Linked DNA regions of Homo sapiens: region 1 is linked to region 2. Evidence: read pairs that join two places in POLR2A ChIA-PET (ENCODE). Cell type or tissue: IMR-90. All regions are shown on one strand.

Evidence for each region. ChIA-PET counts read pairs that join two places held together with the same protein. Peaks named below come from ENCODE experiments on the same cell type or tissue, not always from the same donor. Only the 100,000 strongest peaks of a DNase experiment are listed, where the experiment ranks them.
Region 1: POLR2A ChIA-PET joins it to region 2 with 5 read pairs; 4 of 35 experiments call an interaction of 5 or more read pairs at or near these places.

What each region holds. Positions count from the first base shown.
Region 1 is chr1:50,523,125-50,531,124 of GRCh38, forward strand. All of the region lies in intron 15 of FAF1 (Fas associated factor 1), which reads right to left. Among named protein-coding and RNA genes, the nearest start is that of FAF1-AS1, 86 kb to the left of the region's middle. In IMR-90, no CTCF peak of the experiment used is centred here; a DNase peak (open chromatin) is centred at 3,517.
Region 2 is chr1:50,413,974-50,421,973 of GRCh38, forward strand. DMRTA2 (DMRT like family A2) reads right to left here. Exons shown (of 3, transcript NM_032110.3): 2 at 7,005-7,571; 3 at 3,577-5,761. The coding sequence starts at 7,563. The coding sequence ends at 4,692. Among named protein-coding and RNA genes, the nearest start is that of DMRTA2, 5.5 kb to the right of the region's middle. RefSeq lists enhancers at 4,130-5,080, 5,081-6,030, 7,266-7,765. In IMR-90, no CTCF peak of the experiment used is centred here; no DNase peak of the experiment used is centred here; H3K27me3 peaks cover 7,830 bases.

The DNA.
Region 1 (8,000 bases), 110 kb after region 2:
TCCATTGTATGGATATACCATATTTTTATCCATTAATCTGTTGATAGATATTTGGATTATTTCCACTTTTTGGCTATTATGAATAATGATGCAATGAACTTTCAGGCACAAATACCTATTTGAGTCCCTGTTTTCAGTTCTTTTGGGTATATGGCCAGGAGTGGAATACCTGGTTCAAATGGTTACTCTATATTTAACTTTTTGAGTAGTCAACAAACTGTTTTCCATAGCAGCTGCCATTTTACATCCCAATCAGCAATGTACAAGGGTTCTAAATTTGTGTCTACATCCTCATAAATTCTTATGTTCCATTTTTAAAATTATAGCCATCCTTCTAGGTATGAAGTGGCATCTTATTTGTGGCTTAGATTTGTATTTCCCCAAAGACTACTGACATTGAGCATCTTTCCATGAGCTTGTTGGTCATCTGTATATCTTTGAAGAAATGTCTATTCAAGTCTTTTGCCGATTTTTTAATTGAATTGTTTAATTTTCTGTTGTCGTGTTGTAGGAGTTAATATATTTAATATATTCTGGATATTAAACCCTTATCAGATATATGATTTGCAAATATTTTCTTCCATTCTGTGGGTTATCTCATTCTTTTTTATGGATGTATAGTACTCCATGGTGTATATATACCACATTTTCTTTATCTAGTCTCCCATTGATGGGCATTTAGGTTGATTCCATGTCTTTGCTATTGTGAACAGTGTTGCAATGAACATAGACATGCAAGTGTCTTTATAACAGAACAATTTATATTCCTTTGGGTAAATACCCAGTAATGGGATTGCTGAGTCGAATGGCATTTCTGCCTGTAGGTCTCTGAGGAATTGCCACACTGTCTTCCACAATGGTTGAACTAAATTACACTCCCACTAACAGTGTGTAAGCGCTCTCTTTTCTCTGCAACCTCGCTAGCATCTATTTTTTTTTTTTGACTTTTTAATAATAGCCCTTCTGACTGGTGTGAGAAGGTATCTCATTGTGGTTTTGGTATGCATGTCTCTAATGACCTGTGATGCTGTGATTTTTATTCATATAATTGTTGACCACATGTATGTCTTCTTTTGAAAAGTGTCTGTTCGTGCCCTTTGGCCACTTCTTAATGGGGTTGTTATTTGTAAATTTAAGTTCCTTATAAATGCTGGATATTAGACCTCTGTCAGATGTACAGTTTGCAAAAATTTTCTCCCATTCTGTAGGTTGTCTGTTTACTCTGCTGATGTGTGTTTTGCTCTGCAGAAGGTATTTAGTTTAATTAGATCCCATTTGTCAATTTTTGCTTTTGTTGCTATTGCTTTTGGCATTTTTGTCATGAAGGCTTTGCCCATGCCTATGTCCTGAATGGTATTGCCTAGGTTGTCTTCTAGGGTTTTTATAGTTTTGGGTTTTCCATTTAAGTCTTCAATCTATCTTGAGTTAATTTTTGTATATGGTGTAAGGAAAGAGTCCGGTTTCAATCTTCTGCATATGGTGAGCCAGTTATCCCAGCACCATTTATTGAATAGGGAGTCCTTAACCCATTGCTTGTTTTTGTCAGCTTTGTCAAACATCAGATAGTTGTAGGTGTGCGGTCTTATTTCTGAGTTTTCTATTCTGTTCCATTGGTCTATGTGTCTGTTTTTGTACCAGTACCATGTTATTTTGGGTACTGCAACCCTGTAGTATAGTTTGAAGTCAAGTAGCATAATCCCTCCATCTTTGTTATTTTTGCTTAGGATTACTTTGGCTATTCAGGCTCTTTTTTTTGGTCCCATATGAATTTTTTTTTTTGAGACAGAATCTTGCTCTGTTGCCCAGGGTGTAGTGCAGTGGTGAGATCTTGGCTCACTGTAACCTCTGCTTCTCAGGTTCAAGTGATTCTTCTACCTCAGCCTCCCAAGTAGCTGGGATTACAGGCACCTGCTACCATGCCTGGCTAATTTTTGTATTTTTAATAGAAGCAGGGTTTCTCCATGTTGGTCAGGCTGGTCTCAAACTCCTGGCCTCAGGTGATCCACCCGCCTCGGCCTCCCAAAATGCTGGGATTACAGGCGTGAGCCACTGTGCCTGGCCCCCATATGTATTTTAAAAGTTTTTTTCTAGTTCTGTGAAGAATCTCAATGGTAGTTTAATAGGAATAACACTGAATCTATAAATTGCTTTGGGCAGTATGGCCATTTTAACAATATTGATTCTTCTTACCTTTGAGCATGAAATGTTTTTCCATTTGTTTGTATCTTTCAGATTCCTTACAGCTAGTGTACAGAGATACAATAGATTCGTATGGGTTAATTTCATATCCTACAAGTTTGCTGACTTTGTTTTAAGCTCAGTTTTTTTGTTGGTGTGGAATCTCTAGGGTTTTCTCATGTAAGATCATGCCATCTGCAAATAGAGATAATTTTACTTCTTCCTTTCCAATCTGTATGCCTTTTATTTCTTTTTCCTACCCTGGCTAGAAGTTACAGTCCTATGTCAAAAGGCAGCAGGGAAGTTGGAATCCTTGCTTTTTTCCTGATCTTGGAAGAAAAGCTTTGAGTGGTTCACTATTGAGTACGATGTTGGCTGTGGGTTTTTCATATGTGGGCTTTATTATGCTGAGGAAGTTCCCTTTTTTTCCTATTTAATTGTGTGTTTTTATGATGAAAGGGTGTGGATTTTGGCCAATTTTTTTTCTGTGTCAGTTGACTCTTGTTAGTATCAGAGTTACAGATTATGTTGCATAATAATGTGAATGCAAAATACCTGCATGTATATTTCCAGTACACTCTTTCATCTTAATTTGTGTTCCCTATAATTCATTGGTAAAGAAGCTGACATTAATTCCTTTAATACTGAGTACATGATACTCACCCAGATGCAAACCACAAACTTTAGGAAAATTTTTAAGATCATAACTTTTAGATAATAAAAATGAAACATAACATTTAAATAATACTAATGATAGTTTCTAAACAGTAGAAGGTAATTGATATCGTTTGCGATATTTCACAAAGGTTATTTATATCCAGTTTAATGACTCCTGTTTTGACCTGTAGGTTAGCTTTCATATCCCATTTTTTGTAGAGATAGGGTTTTGCCATGTTGCCTAGGCTGGTCTTGATCTCCTGGGCTCAAGCAATTTGCCTACCTTGGCCTGCTCATGGTGGCATGAGCCACCGTGCCTGGCCAAAACAATTTTAAAATTATTTATTATTTCTAGGCTGGGCATGGTGGCTCACACCTGTAATCCCAGCACTTTGGAAGGCTGAGGTGGGAGGATCTCTTGAGCCCAGGAGTTCAAGACCAGCCTGCACAAAATAGCGAGACCCCATCTCTATTAAAAATAATAATAATATTTATTATTTTTAAATAATTTTAAAATTTTTTTCATAGAGATGGGAGTTTTTCTGTGTGGCCCAGGCTGGTCTTAAACTCCTGACTGCAAGCAATCCACGTGCCTCTGCCTCCCAAAGGGCTAGGATTACAGGCATGAGCCACTGTGCCCAGCCTCCACCTTTTGGTTATTATGAATAATGCTACTATAAACAGTCATGTACAAATGTTTACATGGACACAGGTTTTCATTTCTCTTGAGTATATAACTAGGAGTGGAATTGCTGGATTACATGGTAACTACATTTAATCAACTGAAGAGCTGCCAGACTGTTTTCCAAAGCTGTTGCACCATTTTACATTCCCACTAGCAGCCAATGAGGGTTCAGATGTCTCCACATCCTTGCTAACATTTGTTGTTACCTGACGACTTTTTTTTTTTTTTTGAGACAGAGACTTGCTCTGTTGCCCAGCTGGAGTGTAGTGGCGTGATCTCGGCTCACTGCAACGTCTGCCTCTCAGGTTCAAGTGATTCTCCTGCCTCAGCCTCCTAAGTAGCTGGGACTACATGTGCGTGCCACCATGCCCAGCAAAGATTTTTATATTTTAAGTAGAGACAGGGTTTCGCTATGTTGGCCAAGCTGGTCTCAAACTCCCAGCCTCAAGTATCTGCCCACCTCGGCCTACCAAAGTGCTGGGATTACAGGAGTGAGCCACTGTGCCGGGCCCCTGATGACTTTTTTGATTCTACAAATTGTAGCAGGTATGAAGTGGTACCTCATGCGGCTTTGATTTGCAGTCACCTGGTGAGTAATAATGTTGAGCTTCTTTTCATGTGCTATTGGCCACTTGTATATCGTCCTTGGAGAAATATCTTTTCGAACCCTTTGCCAGTTGTTGCTGGGATAATTTGTCTTTTTGTTATTGAGTTGTAAGAGTTCTTTATATATTCCAGATACAAGTCCCTTATTATTAGATTAATGATTTACAGTAATTGTCTCCCAATCTGTGGGTTGTACTTTCACTTTCTTCGTGGTGTCCTTTGAAGTAGTTAGTCAACAGTACTGATTCTGCCTCATCTTTTAAAATTTAACTCAGCTTGCAAAATAATCACTAAGTGAAAAACTTCTGTAATATATATTTCTCACTGATAATAGAATAAAGAGTGATGACTACTTCCACCTCTTCAACATTCATACAGCACATATGACAAGAACTGATTCTTACTTTGCACACATTAGTAGTTTCATCCAACTGTAAAGTATCTCTCTAGTAGTGTTCACAATATACTTATCACTCTTCCATTGACCACCCCATTACCATTGTATATGCCATCCAACAGTGTCATTTGATGAAGTATTTAACCCAAGAACTTACTCTGCTGTCTCTCTCTCTCTCTCTCTCTCTCTCTCTCTCCCTCTCTCCCTCTCTCCCTCTCTCCCTCTCTCTCTCTCTCTCTCTCTGAGACAGGGTCTTACTCTTGCCCAGGCTGGAGTGCAGTGGTGCAATCACAGCTCACTGCAGCCTTGACCTCTTGAGCTTAAGCAATTCTCCCAGTTTAGCCTCCCGAGTCGCTGGGACTACACCACCATACTTGGCTAATTTTTTTTCCCTATTTTTTGTAGAGATGGGGTTTCCACATGTTGCCCAGGCTGGTCTCAAACTCCTGGGCTCAAGTGATCCTCCTACCTCAGCCTCCCAAAGTGCTGAGATTATAGCCGTGAGCCACTGCACCCAGCCTGCTGTCTCTTTTGAGCATTAGCTTCTTATGGCCAATTTTGCAGGGGCTTTACAAGTTTCTTGGCAATAGCAGGGTTTGCATCCATTTTTACCTTGAGTGTACTTATAAACAATTTCTCCTCTGGGATTTTGCATCTTCTCTGCTTTTAGCAATAGATTTTTTACTTTAGTGATATTATTTTTCTTCTGTTCTAAAAAAAATTCTATTGATTTAACAGAGAGGTAGATCATTAGGCTTTACTTAATAATGAAGCAAAAACTTTGAAGGGCTCATGCTTTTATCAAAAAATGTTCTAAGAAACACTGACACTAGGGGTAAATGGATTCTTTCTCTTATATGATCAATTTTTATATATTCACTTCCTAATCAAATTTTCTTTTATGGAAACTAGTATGAAAATAATCACACTCAGATTCAGCTGCCTTGGCATCTTCTATACTGGTACTGGAGTTCCTTGAATTATTTCTATACTAATGTTGAACCACAGTTGACCCTTAAACAACAAGGGTCTGAACTGTGTAAGTCCACTTACATGGAGAGTTTTTTCAATAGAAGTTATACAGAGTGTGCCTGCCTCTTCTGCCTCCTCTTTCACCTCCTCTACCTCTTTTGGCTCTGCTTCCTCTAAGACAGCAAGGCCAACCTCTCCTCCACCTCTCCTCAGCCTGCTCTACGTGAAGGTGACAAGAACAAAGACCTTTATGATAATCCACTTCCACTTAATGAAGAGGCAATACATTTCTTCTTCCTTAGGATTTTCTTAATAACATTTTATTTCTCTAGTTCACTTTATTAATGCGCTATATAATACATATAACATACAAAATACATGTTAATCAATTATATTATTGGTAAGACTTCTGGTTATCAGTAGGCTGTTAGTAGTTAAGTTTTGGGGGAGTCAAAAGTTATACCTGCATTTGACTGTGTCAAGAGTTGACACCCTAACCTCCACGTTGTTTAAGAGTTAACTGTAGTTTGAACTACACTAGTTTGTACTGGTTTGCAGTTATTTATTATACTATATTCATCATTACTTTTATGTTTCAATGAACCATTGTTGAGCCATGATCCATTTTGGGAAGCTAAGAATATAATTGACTTAAGCAAGGAAAAATGAATGTAAATCTGACAATAACATATGAATGACATGAAGTTCAGATGTCAGAGTCAAACACCTCTGTTAAATGAATGCTTGCCAAGACAAAACAATCAATGCAATCAATCCTTATTATCTATTAACAGTCTAATAAATTGTAACAGATGTGATAAATTAAATGGGATTTGGAAGAATATAATTTATCTTACATTCAAAATGTGAAATAAATGTGAACAAAAATCAACCTGTTGCTTATTCATATCTAACTGCTTGGGAATCTTAGTAGATAGGTACTCCAGTAGTTCAGGAATCACACTGAGAAACATTGCCCCAGAAGAAAGAACCCAGCATGTAGCAGGAAGCTGAAGAATAGCTGTTATTATCTACATTCTTACCTGTTCCACCTGCCTTGTAGCTTGAGAACATGTCTGGCTCACCCTGGCTAGTTGCTCCCTGGGCTTCATCCACCTGATTAGTTGATAAACTTTATTGGAATTTCTGGGTTGTAAGCCTAAGGACCTTGTTTATCTTGCTCACAGCTGTGTTCTTAGGCCCTACACAGTGTCTGGTATACACTAAAAGCTCAATAAATATTTATGAAATGAATACATAAATCAAAGTGAGAGAAATTAATTTTCTGTGATTTGGGCCTCAGAAAGGAGAAAAATCACTGGATAAGTAACTATTTTTCTAAGCAGAATGTAGCTACCTTCAGAAAGGCACCTATGGTGTGGTTGGCTAACCATTTAGTAACCTAATCATCAACAGTTAACACAGCCCTTTCTCCTTGAAGTTACTTTTAAATATTAGAACTTTTATAATTTTAGCATTTTCAGTGGAATTCTAATGTTTAAAAATATCGTATTTTTGGATTTTTAATCTCACATATAAATTTATATACAGCTATCTCAGGGAAAATTCTCTTAACAGAACTACTGACCAGTGAGTAGTTTTGCTAGCTTTAAGAAGTGGTGTGTGTGTGTGTGTGTGTGTGTGTGTGTGTGTGTGTATGTATATATGTATATATGTATGAGTGTGTGTGTGTGTATTTTTTAAAGACTAAGAGTAAAATCTCCTTTTAAAGGTCTGTTTAGTAAGTTTTGCTTTAATTTTTGTACCAAGAGATTGTTTTTGTTCTCTGTGTCTTGAGATGATTTATTCCTGCTTTAAAGAAAACAGCAATAACTCATGGTCATAGATAGTAAAAGGATGTTACCAGAGGTTGGGAAGGGTGGTGGGGGGAGGTGGGGATGTTTAATGGGTACAAAAAGAATAGAAAGAATGAATAAAGCCTACTATTTGATAGCACAACAGGATGACTACAGTCAATGATAACTTAATTGTATATTTTAAAATAACTTAAAGAATGTAATTGGATTGTTTGTAACTCAAAGAATAAATGCTTGAGGAGATGGATACCCCATTCTCCATGATGTGCTTATTTCGCATTGCATGCCTGTATCAAAACATTTCATGTACTCCATAAACATATACACCTACTGTGTACCCAAAAAATGAAACAAACAACCAACAAGAACAACAACAACAAAAAACAAACTGCAACAGAAGCCAGAATCAGTATTCTGTTTGTCATTGTTAGCTCTGCAAACAGAAGGGGTATGATGGTGATGAGATTTTAAACAAAGGAAAGGAAAAGGAATGCACTGCTGAAAACAGACTAAGACAAAGCTTAGGGGAAAAAGTTACACACTTGTAGCAAACAACAAAGCCAACAATTTCCTTTGGCAACAAAAAGGCTGCTGTGAGGTAATAAACGTTATCTTCCCTACAGTGTGGCAATGCTGTTTTTAAATCCTAAATTAGAACCCTTTAAAATAAGCCTAGAATGCCCCTCTG
Region 2 (8,000 bases):
ACATGGTGAGAGGGTCTCAACACCTCTCCCAGGCCCATGGGCTCCACTAAGGGAGTCCTGTGTCCTCAGGGGACAGGGAGCTGGGCCACCTCATTCCTCCAAGATAACAGCTGACTCTTTCTACCATTTGGTGTCCATGCTGAGAAGACCTACATGTCCCTCAAACTCTGAAGTTGAACACGAAGCTTCTTCTCCCCGCCATCAAATCTTGTCTCTGCTCCAGGTGGAAATCAGCCCTCTTCCTTACTTACTCCCAACACTGGATCAACAGTGGGTAGTTTGGCTCCTAGCAGTTCTTGAAGGGGCCCTCTTTTCTCCCTCTCCCTACTTCCACTGATCCCTTTTTGGCACAACCATTTGTCACGGCTCCTGAGGGAGAGGTTGGGCCTGTCTCCAAATAATCTACCAAATCCAGATGCAAATCTTACCAGGTCCCGTTGTCAACAGCTCTCAGTACTGAAGTCCAGGCCCAGTTTCTGGCACTCAAGTTTCTCCATGACCTAACGTCTGACTCTGTGCAACCTCAACAGCCTGTCTCCACCTCCTCCCTTTCCATCTGCTAGTCCAGCGGGACCCCTGACTGCCTCCCCAATGTCCTACAACAGATCACAATGCTGCCCCTCACCAACCTCCTCAGGACTCAGCTCACTTCCTCTGAGGCATTTACAGAACCACGCTCTCCCATCTGTCTGTGTGGCCCCTTGCCTTAGGCGGGGTGTCTCCCATAATCTGTGACACTTTAGAGGGCTCAGAAGCCCCATTTGCTCCAGTCACTGGATCCCTCTGAGCTGTTGACTTCTTTGTTAAATGGGGCCACACCATCCACACCAAAGGATATGAGAATTGTAATAGTGAACACCTAGTGAGCAAGCACTGAGCTGAGAGCTTTTGGATATTATTTCATTTACTCCTCACAGCATCCAGAGAGACAGACCCCACTATTCCACCATTTAATTGAGGCAGAGTGCCTTGCGGAAGTGGCCTTCCCCGGCCAGATCTCCCTTGTGTGCACTTGTGTATCCCAGGGTCCTAGAACTGGGCCTGACATACATTAAGTACTTAGCAAATATTTGCTGACTGAAGTAATTCAAGAAAGAATAACCCCAGCCAGCGATTGAGCCTGGACCCCGGCTCTAGGCTCTTCCTGGCCCACCGAGCAGGATTCTGCTGGGGAACATGGTTGGTACAGGACTTGGCATACAGAAGGTGCTAGTGTGTCGCTGCTGCTGCTGTTGTGCAGGAGGGGTGGGGCGGGGAAGCTCCCCACCAGTCGGAGCTACCCGCGGCGGCCCGGGTTCGCATCCTCCCACTGCTCAGACCGAGTCGGCTCCAGCTTGCTTTGGGAAGCATTCAGGAATAAACGTGGACAGTAGCGGTCAGGAAGGAGATTCCCGTTTCCCCTTCTCCCAGGAGGAAAAGAGGTAACGCTGCCGCCACTGCCCTCTCTTTCCAGGGTGGGAACGCCGCCCGAGACCGGGGTACCCCACACTCCTCCCTAGCGCTGATCCCAGCGGAGCTCAGGCCGCAGTCCCCTCCTGCCGGCTGCGGAAGCTCCCAGAAGCGGAGACTCAATCGCCCCCCTGCCCCTGCTACCAGGCCAGAGTCTGGAGTACAGATACTGGCTCCCTGGGGCCTGGGTGTGCGACCCCAGGCCGGTCATTGCAGGTCTCTGCGCCTCCCTGTTCCTGACTGTGCAATGGGCAGCGGGTCAGGGGCGCACCGTGGGCGCAGTACGTTCCCAGGCGCCAAGGGCTGTGACTGACCGACCTGGGCTTCCACCGCGGGGCCTGGGCCATGGAGACGCTCCGGGCCCAGGAACGGGGGACCTCGGGTGCCCCACTACCTCACTCCTAGAACGCCCACCGCTCACGAAGCCTTCCTGAGCTCTACCCGAAGGTGCTGACAGCCTGGAGCTGAGGCCAAGGCGCTTGGGGGCACGCTGCTTCTCCCTGGGCCTCCTATGTTCACGGAAGGAGAGTTTCCGCAAACCTCTCACTCTCGGCCAGCAGACCCCGCTTCATGAGAGGAGGAGACCCACTAGGGGCGGTGGAGAGGCGAAGTGATCCAGGGTCCCGGAAAGTTGGACAATTCCCTGGACCAGATGGCTCTCAGTTTCCTCCTCTGTAAAATGGGGCCGGTAATAAGCAACTCTCTGGATTCACCCCGGTTTGCTGCGAGGATGAACTAATATAATAGTCTTTAAGTCTGTGACGCTCCAGATGTTCTTGGGAATGAGTAACGCGGGTCCACAGGCCGCCCCCTCGGGTCCGGCCAGAGCATCGGCAGGAACCGAGGAGCCTCGGGGGACCCAGCGTAGGTCCTTCCCGAAACCAACACCTTGGGTGCGGTGGGGCAGAGGACGGGGATGAGGCGGCCGGAACCGCCCTACGAGGAGAGGCTGGGAGGCTCCGAAAACCTGGGGTAGGGGGAGCGCACCGGGGCTTTAGAGGGCGCAGCGGCCAAGGGCAAGAAAGTTTACACTCCCAGAAGCTTCCGCACGCTTTCTCCCGCCTGCCTCTTTTCTTTCTAACTCTTCCCTCTCCTGTCTCCTCTCGCCCTCTTTTTTCTCCTTTTTTATCCCCTTTTCGTCCATCGCTCTTGCCGGCATCTTTCTTCTCTGGGTCCTTCTCCCCCACTTTCATCTCATCGCGCTCGCACTTCATCACCAGACAGCCAAACCCCCTTTCCAATTAAAGTGGAATTAGGCAACTCAATCAAATTAGTTCCCCATTAAAGCCCTTCTTTATTAAACCGTTTTCTTGTCCTGCTATTAAGTTTCACTGCCTGGCGGAACTCGAGCCGGCCCCAGAAGTTTACCTTGGGATGTCGCCGGACCCAGCCGAGGGGAGGAGTCATTCTTTTCCTGGAGCGGGGGAGTCACCCTGCGGGGAGCGGGAGGGACTGGAGGTTGAAGGAGAGGGTCGGCCCAGGAGCGGCTAATTTGCTCAGCTCGGCGTGAGGAGGGAAGGTGAAAAGGGTGAGAGACGAGGTCTGGCTCGAAGTCGCGTGCTCACGGCCCCTCTCCCAAATTACACTTTTTCAAGGAAGGCAGCATGCCACCCCCAACTCCCCAGAACCCCATAACTCCCAGGCTGTAGCCCTTGTCAGAAGAATGGTAGCAGCCACCCTGCCCAGCCGTCGCCTTCGTTGCCTGTGGTTCCAAATCTGAGATGGGGAGCGCGCAGTGTGTACATCCAAATCTACACCTCGGAAAGAGCAGGGACTGGGCCCCCAGCCTTGCAAGATCCCTGTGAAGACTGGGGCCGACGATCCAAAAACTAAGAGCCGGGGCAAGGTGACCCCTCCGCAAGGGTGCCCAAGCTGGGGTACACACTGTGTTCCCTCTGCTCAGCGGTCGCGGGTCCTTCGGGAGTTGTGAGCCCCGCGCCACTCTGGTGGGATAGGTCTTCCGAGTACCACAGGAAGTCTCCTCTCCCAGTAGCCCCGAGGGTCGGAGATCCCACGGGACCTCGGACAAGCGTCTCCTTAGCGCCGCGGCCTGAGTGGGAAATCACGACCTTCCCCAGCGCCCCACCCCCACCCCCTATTTCTCGAGGAGCGGGACGGGATTCGGCATTGTTTTCTTAGAAAATAACATTTATTTCTAGCTCATATCTATGCAAAGGAAAGCACAAAGTGCTGCTCTGCAGCAGCGTTTTCCGCTGCGGGCCCTTCAGTCAGGGCGTTTGGCGAGTCCCGGGAGGCGAGGATGGGCCCGCGAGCGGGCGGTTCTGGCTCAGTCACACGTCGCTCTGTTCCTGCTTCAGTGCGCACCTTGACGGCTCCTTAGGGACAGACCAGCCGCAGGCAAGAGGGGCAGGTGGGCAGGATTCATCCCGAGTTTCCAATATATTTAATCTCTAAACCTGATAAGTACAATGCGCGCATAGTCTAATTTTTTTCCATTTTGTCCCTTTTTTTGCTTGTTTTGAATGTTTTTCACGTTAATACCGAGGTCACCTACAGATTACAATTAATAACTTAGAATTCCATTTTATAACATTATACACTGGCTTGTATATATATATGTATAGATTATATATAGATTTATACATATATAAAAACACACTGCACCAAGGAAACCCATGCTTATCGGCATAAGCAACAAAGAGAGCGACAAATACCGCAACGAGGAAAGTGCACCTTAAAACTTGTTTCCTTTTTTTTTTTTTACAATTGTATCGATATATATGTGTGTCCCAAAGACTCAGTGCCAAGAGATTTATACATCCTAAATTTATATTTGTTAGAGCGAATATTTAAATTTTTTAAAAGTGAGGGCTGGGGAGACACAGAAAAGACTCTCGGATTATCCTGCCATCCACTGAGAGCCGGATGAGCACAGCTAAGGAGCCGCAGGAGCCTGCGCTGCTGTCGCAGCCTCTGAATTCTCATGAATTCCCAGCCTTTTGGAAAGGGGGCCGGGTGAGGCTGGAAGAGGGATCCGGAGGTAGGAGATGAGGACCCAGGCCGCGCACCCCCTCCGAGAACACCTGCACCTGTCTGTAGCTGCTCCCCCTTTGCTCAGCCTTCCCCACCCACCCTCCTAAACAAAACCCAAAAACCACCTTAGAGTGAGAAGACGCCCAGCCAGGGCGCAGAGAGAGCGCTGGGCGAAGAGGGGTCGATGGCCCGCGGGAACAGGGCTGGGGTTCCTGTTTGGGGACCGGCCGGCTGCCAGGCCCCTCGCCCTACTGCTTCTCCGGAGCGCCGTTGACCATAGGCCCGTACAGGCCGCCGCCGTAGGTCGGCTCCTTGTGCACCGCCGCAGCAGCGGCGGCCGAGCGGTCACGCATGAGATCGCTAAAGGCGTAGTCCATGGGTGGGCGGAAGCCGAGCGTGGGCACCAAGCCGGCAGTGGAGTAGGGCGCCATGAAGGCCAGACCGCGGCTGTGCGCCGCCGCCGCGGAGTAGGCCAGGCGCAGGGGGCTGAGGCCGAGCGGCGCGCCCAGCGGGTAGGCGCCCGCGTCGGCACCGAAGTGACTGGCGTTGGGCTGCAGCGGCGAGAAGGCCGAGCGGCTGCTCAGCGAGCCCAGCGCCCCAGGCGCCATGGCGCCGGCCAGCAAGGGTCTGTGGTGCGGAGGTGCGGCGGGCCCCGCCTGCAGCGGCGCAGGCAGCCCAGGCCCCCCGGCGGCGGCGGCGGCGGCGGCGGCGGCGTCGACGCGGCTGGGCCACGCGTCGTCTGCAGCTGCTGCAGCACCCACGGCGGCCTTATCTGGGGGCGCCGCAGGGCCCAGGCCGGCCGCCAGGCCCCCACGGTGGTGGTTCAGCACCTGCTCGATGGCCTGCACCACGTCGCCGCCGCAGCCCTGCAACACCAGCTCCAGGACGCCTCGCCGGTGGCCTGGGAACACGCGTGTCAAGATATCCAGCGGCGTCCGCTGCCGTGGACCCGAGCCTCCGCCCAGCCCTGGCGCCGGCGCGGCCTCACCCTCTTCTTTGTCAGCCTCTGAACCGGATTCAGAGCCCAGAGGGCTAGCGGAGCCCGGGCTGTCCTCCTCGCCGCCGCCGCCAGGGCCAGCGCTGCCTGGGCAGCTGCCACCTGCCTCTTTGGAGGCCCGAGCTAGGGGCGAACCAGAAAAGGACTCGCCATCGCCGTTCTCCGAGCCTGAGCCGGGCCGCACCTCTGGGGACGACGTCCCGGGCCCCGAGTCTGCGCCGTCGGGTGATAAGGGCTTCACCGGCGGCGGCAGCGGGCTGCCCGGGCGGCCTGCCTGCAGCAGCGTCTTAGGAAACAGGTCAAACTTCTGCAACTTGGCCTCTGGGAGGGGAGAAAACGTGTCGTGAGGAGCGGTTAGCTAGAAGACAGCAGTCACAGCACCTCGGCCCTTTGGATCTCAGTTTCCTCTCCCTCAGCCCCACAGCCCTTATTCACTAGGCTCCAGTGCCCCTCTTTCTTTTTGCTCTAGCATTCCTTCCGCTCTGAGCCCCTACAGCCCTGACCCCAGGGCTCCCTCTCTTTCTGTACTCCTCAGAACCCCAACTACCTGTGCCCTGTAAACTCGATGTTCAGTGCTGCTTTCCCCACGTCTGTGCCCCAACACCTCCACCCTTAACTGCCCTTCCAGTCCTGCCCTGCCGTGGAGAAGTGGCCAGGTCCAGGGTTCAAACAAGAGACAACATAACTTCTGCCTAACCACGCTGTACAGAAGAGCCCACTGTATAGAAAATGCCTGCCCTGGCAGTGCAGCCTGTAAGGAAAGGCGCCTTGGTTATCTAGGAGGTCCCAAGCTTCTCTACAGGCAGAAGTACAGCCCCTGTTTCTAATCCACCCTTTCCAAAATTGAGACCTGAGAAGTTCTTCCCTCCCAAGTTTAGAGCGGATCCCTCCTTTCCCTCAACGGCTCTGGCCTAATTTCTTCCCTCCCCACAAAAAGCCACGGGGGTCCAGAAAAAGAGGGTGGTGCTAGGCAGGCAGTAGGAAGCGAAGAGGAAAAGACATAGGAAAGCAGACCTGAGAAACCAGGGAGGGTGCGGAAGAAACTAGAAGGAGGGAGGGCGCAGCAAGCGGTTGTCCAGAGGGCGTTAGGAACGCGAGAAGGGGAAAAGAAACTAGGGCGTCTCAGAACCTAGGGCGTCTCAAAACCTAGGGTGTCAGTTAAAGGGGGGGGGATTCCTTAAGGGAGTTGGGAAGGAGCAGAGGGAAAGGGCCTGTGGAGAAGCGCAGAGCGAACGAAGATGCGCAGGTTTCCACCTGGGGAGAAGACGAAGCAAAGAAGCAGGGACCTGCCTGCGTTTGGGTAGAGGCGAGTAAAAAAATTAAAGCGTGTACATTTCGGCCCGATGCAGGAGAAAGGGGTAAAGTGCAAATGCTCCAGAAGCGGGAGAAAGGAGAGTTTCTGTACCCACGCTCCATACCCGAGGCTGGGCGAGCGGTGAACCCTAGCAGTCGCGGCGACTGGACACGGGGGTTCTACTCTTTCTGAACCGAGACAAGCCCCTGGGCCCCGTGCCCCAGAGCTACGATCCTGCTGCCCCTACCTGCGGCCTGGCCGCGCTCTCACCTGAGCCCCCTGCGCCAGCTGCTCCGCCTCCGGTCCCCGCGGGCGCTCCCGCTCCAGGTCCCCCGCCGTCGGCGGCGCACACTGAACCGAAGACCTCGTAGGCGGGCCTCGGGGGGATGATGCCGTTGGCGGCGGCCAGCGCCAGCCCCTCGGCAGTGCCGTAGAGCAGCTGCAGCTCGCGCGCCTCGTTCTCCTCCTGCGCCTGCTGCCTGCGCAGCGCCACCTGCGCCGCCATGACACGCTGGCGCTCCGCGATGAGCGTGCACTTGGCGCACAGGCAGTCCTTCCAGCGACAGTAGCGTTTGTGGCCCTTGAGGGCCGACACCACGCCATGGTTGCGACAGCGCGCGCACTTGGGGGTCCGCGGGTACTTCTCGGCTGCCCGCAGCAACAGTGGCGGCCCCCGCAGCAAGCCGCCTGCCACGCTCACCGGTAGCGATGCAGCGGCCGCCGCGGCTGCCGCCACCGACGCCACCGACGCCACAGGCGGCCCCGTCGCTGTTGCCGCCGCCGCCGTCGCCGCGCCGGGCACGCTGGGCAGCTCCGAGCGCAGCTCCATGACAGGACCTGACGGGAAAGAAGGTGGGAGAGGGGAGAGACCTGGTGAGGAGCACACCGCGCGCTAGGCCAAAGCGCCGCCTTGAGGAACCCAAGCTGGAGAGGGAAATTTGGGCCGCGGAGGCTGGGCTAGAGGGGCCAGAATTGCTGGGAGGAGGTGCAGTCGGAACCTCCTTGTGAGCCCTAGCACCTTCACCCCAGTCTGGCCATGGCTGCTCTTAGACCTGATATACACGCTAGGGGTAAGATTTTGTCTGAATTAGTGATTCCGCTGGAAAAAATAAAGAGACATGTAAAGTGTGAAAGTCACTGATTCAGATGGCTGTAATGAGAATTTGGAAAAGTTAAGATGATACCCCAAAGCTTAGCCTAATTGGGGTGAGACGGGTGAGAGAAATGCTCGTTTGACGGGACTGGGATTAGAGCGACAGTTTTGGC